2 separate regions of the Homo sapiens genome follow, and region 1 is linked to region 2. Evidence: read pairs that join two places in POLR2A ChIA-PET (ENCODE). Cell type or tissue: A673. All regions are shown on one strand. Each heading gives the region's core, and the rest is flanking DNA. Links, peaks and the distances in the headings are about the cores only. Region 1 overlaps SLC8A1 (solute carrier family 8 member A1). Region 2 has its middle 46 kb from the start of SLC8A1-AS1.

Region 1 (2,921 bases), core at 204-2,703, 490 kb before region 2:
AATTGAGATTATTTACCTGTATACCTTTTTAAGTACAAATAAATCTGGGCTGTCATTATTTATGCTAACACTGGTTTTGTGTCCCTGGAATCTATCTATCTAAGTTTTTTTTTCTTTTTTTCTTTTTCCATTTTCCAGTACCTATTAGACAGAATGGCTTTCAATTTTTTCTCTTACTTCCAAACTTAGTCATTATAAGAAGATGTAGGCCAGGCGCAGTGGCTCATTACTGTAATCCCAGCACTATGGGAGGCTGAGGCAAGTGGATTACTTGAGTCCAGGAGTTCGAGACCAGCCTGGCCAACATGGTGAAACCCCATCTCTACTAAAAATACAGAGATTAGCAGGGCATGGTGGTGCATGCCTGTAATCCCAGCTACTCAGGAGGTTGAGTCAGGAGAATCACTTGAACCCGGAGGCAGAGGTTGCAGGCAGATTGTGCCACTGCACTCCTGCCTGGGAAACAGAGCAAGACTCTGTCTCCAAAAAAAAAAAAAAAAAAAAAAAAAAAAAAGGAAAGAAAAGATATAAACATCTGACTATCTAGCATAATTATTATTGAAAAATTATGCATTTCAGTGCATAATATTCTCTTGTAAATGAATTTATTTCTCATTTATATTAGAATTTGGGCAGAGGCAATCCTTCCTACCCGATACGTGTGGCCACTTACCATATAGGGCATTTGGTCTACCTCCGTGTGTTCCCAGTGACTGCAGATGACATCATTCAGTAGAGAAGCATCGTGCTGCTCTTAGTTTATAGGCAGTGAGGTACCCTACAGATTAGACCACCTCATAATGAGTTCTTGATTGCACTTCAGATTGTCTTGATGGGGCACCAGATGAGGTCCCTTTGTATGAAATGGCCAGATACTGAACATGTTCTCAAGTGTTTACAGTAATATTAAGACTATTCCAAAACAAAAAAAAAAAAAGGCTCCTTCAGGAGCTCTACTAATGTGCATAACAATTTTAAAGTATTGGAAGAAGTGAAGTGTTCATATATAGACCCACATGTGCCCAACTGATCTTCCAAATCATAGCAATAAGCCCTCTTACATATCACAATTGAAAACTTGTAAGTAATTTGACACTTGAAGTAACCGGCACACATCAAATGCCTGGATGTCTGGTTGTAACCATCCTGTTCATTATGTGAACTCCTAGCAAGCACTGATTGCCTAGTGTGCTTAGAGAGTATCTTAGCCATTAAACTCCATTCATGAACAAGGGTCTCTTGAATTCACTGTTAACACCCGAATGCCATGGTTTCTGCTGTTGGGAAATCTTCAACTTACTAAGTCCCTTTCTTCACCTCTTTTCTCTACTCTATCTGATGTCACCATAGACAAATGATAGCTTCCTGCTAGTGGACATTTAAAGACTCAGGGTAAGTTTGCTCTTTTCATGGAATGAGATCCACACGAGATCTACAGGCTCTTTTTGTGCTCATTTTATTCTGACTCTCCAAATGTCTGACTCACAATTTATCCTTGAATGATTTTCTAGATTTACAAGGAGGTGCCCTGATAAACCACAACACTGTGTGGCCCCAGCAGAGGGTGCTGGACCAATGGCAAGAGGGCAGACCTTGCCCTAATGCTAGAGAGATCTTTGTAAGAACTAGAGTCTCATGGAGTAGTGGGCTCTGTCTCATAGGGGTTGAGAGTGTGATGCAGATTCTAAAATTAGGTTCCTTGGGTTTGTTGCCTTTACAGCTATGTGACCTTGGGCAAGTGACTCAACCTCTGTATGCCTCAGCTCTGTGTACCTCAGTTTCCCAGTGTCTAAAGTGAGAGAAATCATAGTATCTATCCTGTAGGGTTGCTGAGAATGAGGCATAAATAATACAAGCAAAGTGCTTAGAACAGGCTGGCACACAGTACATTCTCAGGAAGTGTTAACTGTTCTTGTTATTCAATAAGGTAGAGGATAACCACCTGTCACAGATAAAGGGCTCTTATATAAATACCTGTTAGCCTAACCACATATAAATATATAAACTATGCCTAATTCTATTTTTAAAAAGCTTTAACTTAAATGTACTTGCTATCCAATATATTAAAAAAACAAATGGTAGCATGATGATCCCAAATTTAGATAAGCAAGGTTGGCACTTGGCTCTACCTCTTGGGAGCTGTTTTAACCTTTATTTACGGAGTGCCTAGCATATGCTGGACAGTGTGCTGGGCATTAGGAATAGAGTGGAGGGGCAAAATAAAAATGGTTTCTGTCTTCGTGGAACTTCAATCAATTTTGAGCCTCATTTTACTTACCTCTAAAATGGGGATAGTAACATGACCTTGTAAGGTTTTTGGGATGATTAAATAAATTAAACACTTAAAACTTCTGGCACATGCCAGTGGGCACTAAAGAAACATTCTCTTTCTTTTCCATTTCAAGAGCAGCCCTACCACAGACTCTTGCACAGCCGTTACTCATTATGTATCTGTTTTTTTTTTTTTTTTAAGTTAAACTCTGGGTAAAAGATATTTAAAACCAGAATGCATATTTTTGATGAGATGTTGATTTTTAATGAAGCCTACCTGAAAAGCTGCAGCAGCAATATTTTATCCTATGTAAAGCACACACTTGCTTCTTACTTTGTACCCCTACTGCAATGAATCCATGCCTCTATTATAGGACTTAAATTGTATATTTCCATATACTCTGTATCTTTGTTTTCCCAACATGATTTCTGCCCTTTGGGGTTTCTCAGTAACATACTCAATTCATTACTAGAGCCTGTTGATGTGTTTCTTCCTAAATATCTCTCAAATCCTTCCACTCCTCTTATCTCTACTTCTTGACCCTAAACCAAACTGTTATAATGCAGTACACAGATCATTTTTCTCCATTGCCTCCAGGTGCCTTTTGATCTCTTTTCTACCCAGAAGCTGCGAAGATCCCATTGTCTCT
Region 2 (2,921 bases), core at 293-2,792:
CCAAATACAGACTCCAAACAGAATTCAAAGTACATAATGTTTTAGAACCTACTTATTTTCATTGAAGGCTATAATCATGAATATGTCCCTAAATATTTCTAATACATCATGTTTTTAACAATAGACTGGTGATCCTTTCAGTGGATTTACCGTAACTTAAGAAATCCCCGGCTGGGCACGGTTGCTCACGCCTGTAATCCCAGCACTTTGGGAGGCCAAGGCGGGTGGATCACCTGAGGTAGGGAGTTCGGGACCAGCCTGACCAACATGGAGAAACCTCATCTCTACTAAAAATACAAAAAAAATTAGCCAGGCGTGGTGGTGCATGCCTGTAATCCCAGCTACTCTGGAGGCTGAAGCAGGAGAATCACTTGAACTCGGAAGGGGGTTTGGTGAGCTGAGATCGCGCCATTGCACTGCAGCCTGAGCAACAAGAATGAAACTCCGCCTCACAAAAGAAAGAAAGAAAGAAAGAAAGAAAGAAAGAAAGAAAGAAAGAAAGAAAGAAATCGCTTATTGTTTCTATTTTGGTTATTTACAATTTGGAATTCTTATATTACAATGAACAAATTATAGCTGTTTCTTTGTGCACAACTGTGGTTATCCCCATGAAGTAAATTCTAAGCAGAAAAGAATAAGGTTTGCTCTTTATTTGCTCTTCGTGGTGTTATAATTTTATTCTTCCTGGTAGCAAAGACTAATCTCTACATTTTGGAATTTTTCTGAGATGCCTATTTATGTTTGTTCAAATAACGGTGGCAGGCATTTTCTGTCTTTACTAGTCACTGAAGCACCTAGCTCACCAAAGAATCAATAAGAAAACACATGGATTTGTCCACATGCTGCCATGTTAAAGAGAACTGAGATTCTAGCACCCAGACGAAGTCTTCTTTCCAGCGAGAGAGAAGGCCTGACAATTCAGCATTAACAGCAATTACCAACATGCTTCCTGGAATTTGAACTGCTCTCTTACATCTTTGCAGAAAGCTAATTAGCCAAGTTGAGTTCTGTCAGCGGAATCACATAAAATTTTCCCTCATATTCCTGACGCTCTTTGGTCATTGAATTTCAGCTGCTTTCCAGTATCTGGAATCCTTCAGTGGCCCTTTTTTCCTTCCACATGTGACTAAGTGGACCTTTAATCAATTTGCATTGTGTAGAAGCAAAGCCACTCTGGAACAGATGGCATTCTTGTGCGCTTACCACCAGTCGGGATATACTGCAGCCTATGATGCGTGTTCATAATGGAAGGCATGACAAGCACTTCATAACCCTGCAGCCCTGTGATTACAAGCTCCAGTGCTTGTGTTAGGCAGGCAGGGGAAAATCCTCACGTCGGTACAACACAGAGAGGCCCCTCATTGGAGCACTGCAGTCATTTGGCTGCAAGCTGCAGAGCCCTCTCCAATGCACCAGCTGGGGAGAGGAAATGAATCACACAATAAAACTGAACGTGCTCACCTCCCTGGCTGCCACATATCTGTGTGCAGGCTGGTTCCTGCATCCCCAGCATGTCTGCCTGGAGCCATTAACTAGTTTGCGTGGGCTGGAGAGAATGTGGGTTTCTCATTCTTCCAGATAATCACTTGATGCGCTATGTTCCTATTTTCTCCAGTTTATGGCAGATGCTATAATATATAGAGGGAAGCAATGTGGTCTTGGAGAGAAGATGGTGGAGAAGCTGCTTAGAGGTGAAAATCACTAAGGTCTTGGCTCCATTTCTTCCTTCTCCACTGATTCCTTGGCATCTTTACCTGTAAACTGGGGAGGCTGGCAACTGTTCACATCTCTCTCTCTTGCATATGCAGGCTGTTAGGCTGGACCAGCAATTCCTATCATTTATGAACTGCCTCTGTACTTCACTACCCGCCTTCAGTCTTTAGGGGTAAATCCTGAGTAACCGGGAGTTAATTATGTCAGAATTCAGAAATCTATGTGAGCCTTATTTTGCTCACTTGAAGTAATCTCTTCCCACCACTCCTCCTTCTCCACTTATTTGAATGCTATTTACCCTTCAGTCATCTTTCAAAGTCACAGCAAGTCCTGCATCCATCCCCATCACCAAGTTCTTTCTAACCACCCAGGCTGCAGTGAGTTCTCCCTTCCCTAATCTTCTACAGCAGTTGTCATCCTTTCCTCTCCTTTGGGGCTTATACTTGTCTGTGTTATCAGTGAATTTTTGGTGTGTATGTCTCACCTCCACAACTAAATAGCAAACTCCTTAAAGTCAGAGATTATGAAGTATACATCTGTGCATGCCCTGCCATGATTTTCCATTACAGAATTTATCCTAAGAAAACAATCACAGGCACTCATAATTGATTAGAGGCAACCGATTTGTCAACAATAGTAACCAGTGCAAATGATTATTTTCTCCCAAAAGGGCCTGAAAGAGCAGCCATAGTCCATTCTTTCTTCATTTATCATCACTGTCACTGGCTTCCTAATTCCCCACATCCAAGGACCCAATTCCCTGTTAAAGGCATTTCTCTACTCCAATCTTCCAAAAGTCTTTGGAGACGGTTGCATTAGGGACGGGGTGGGAAGTTGCTAAAAATATCCCATAAGTAGTACGTGTTTGGCAAAATTCCAAATTGCTTCCAATTTCCCCAGAAACAATTAAAACATTCTCAGAAATCCCCAAAATTGACAAACACTGTGTTCTAAAGGAAATCTGAACTGAAACAAATAAAGCTAATGGGAAATCACTGACCAGGAAGAAGGCCCCTTGGTGACAGCAAGGACACTGATATACATGGCACCAGGCTCAGTGGCAGGGCAGGAAAAGGAAGGGGATTCTGGATGGGGTGAGCTTTTCTCCACTGCTGTCTCCAGTGACCCACTGCTAGGCGCTCAGTCCCTACCGCCTCACTGATGTTTGATATTTATTTAAAAATAGAAGAAGCCTTTTGTTCTTCCAT

What was found. ChIA-PET counts read pairs that join two places held together with the same protein. Peaks named below come from ENCODE experiments on the same cell type or tissue, not always from the same donor. Only the 100,000 strongest peaks of a DNase experiment are listed, where the experiment ranks them.
Region 1: POLR2A ChIA-PET joins it to region 2 with 5 read pairs; 2 of 35 experiments call an interaction of 5 or more read pairs at or near these places.

The regions. Positions count from the first base shown.
Region 1 is chr2:40,359,481-40,362,401 of GRCh38, reverse strand. The region is part of intron 2 of SLC8A1 (solute carrier family 8 member A1); the gene reads left to right. Among named protein-coding and RNA genes, the nearest start is that of SLC8A1, 91 kb to the left of the region's middle. In A673, for the core only: no CTCF peak of the experiment used is centred there; no DNase peak of the experiment used is centred there; H3K27me3 peaks cover 601 bases.
Region 2 is chr2:39,869,935-39,872,855 of GRCh38, reverse strand. No RefSeq gene overlaps it. Among named protein-coding and RNA genes, the nearest start is that of SLC8A1-AS1, 46 kb to the left of the region's middle. In A673, for the core only: no CTCF peak of the experiment used is centred there; a DNase peak (open chromatin) is centred at 1,375; H3K27ac peaks cover 530 bases.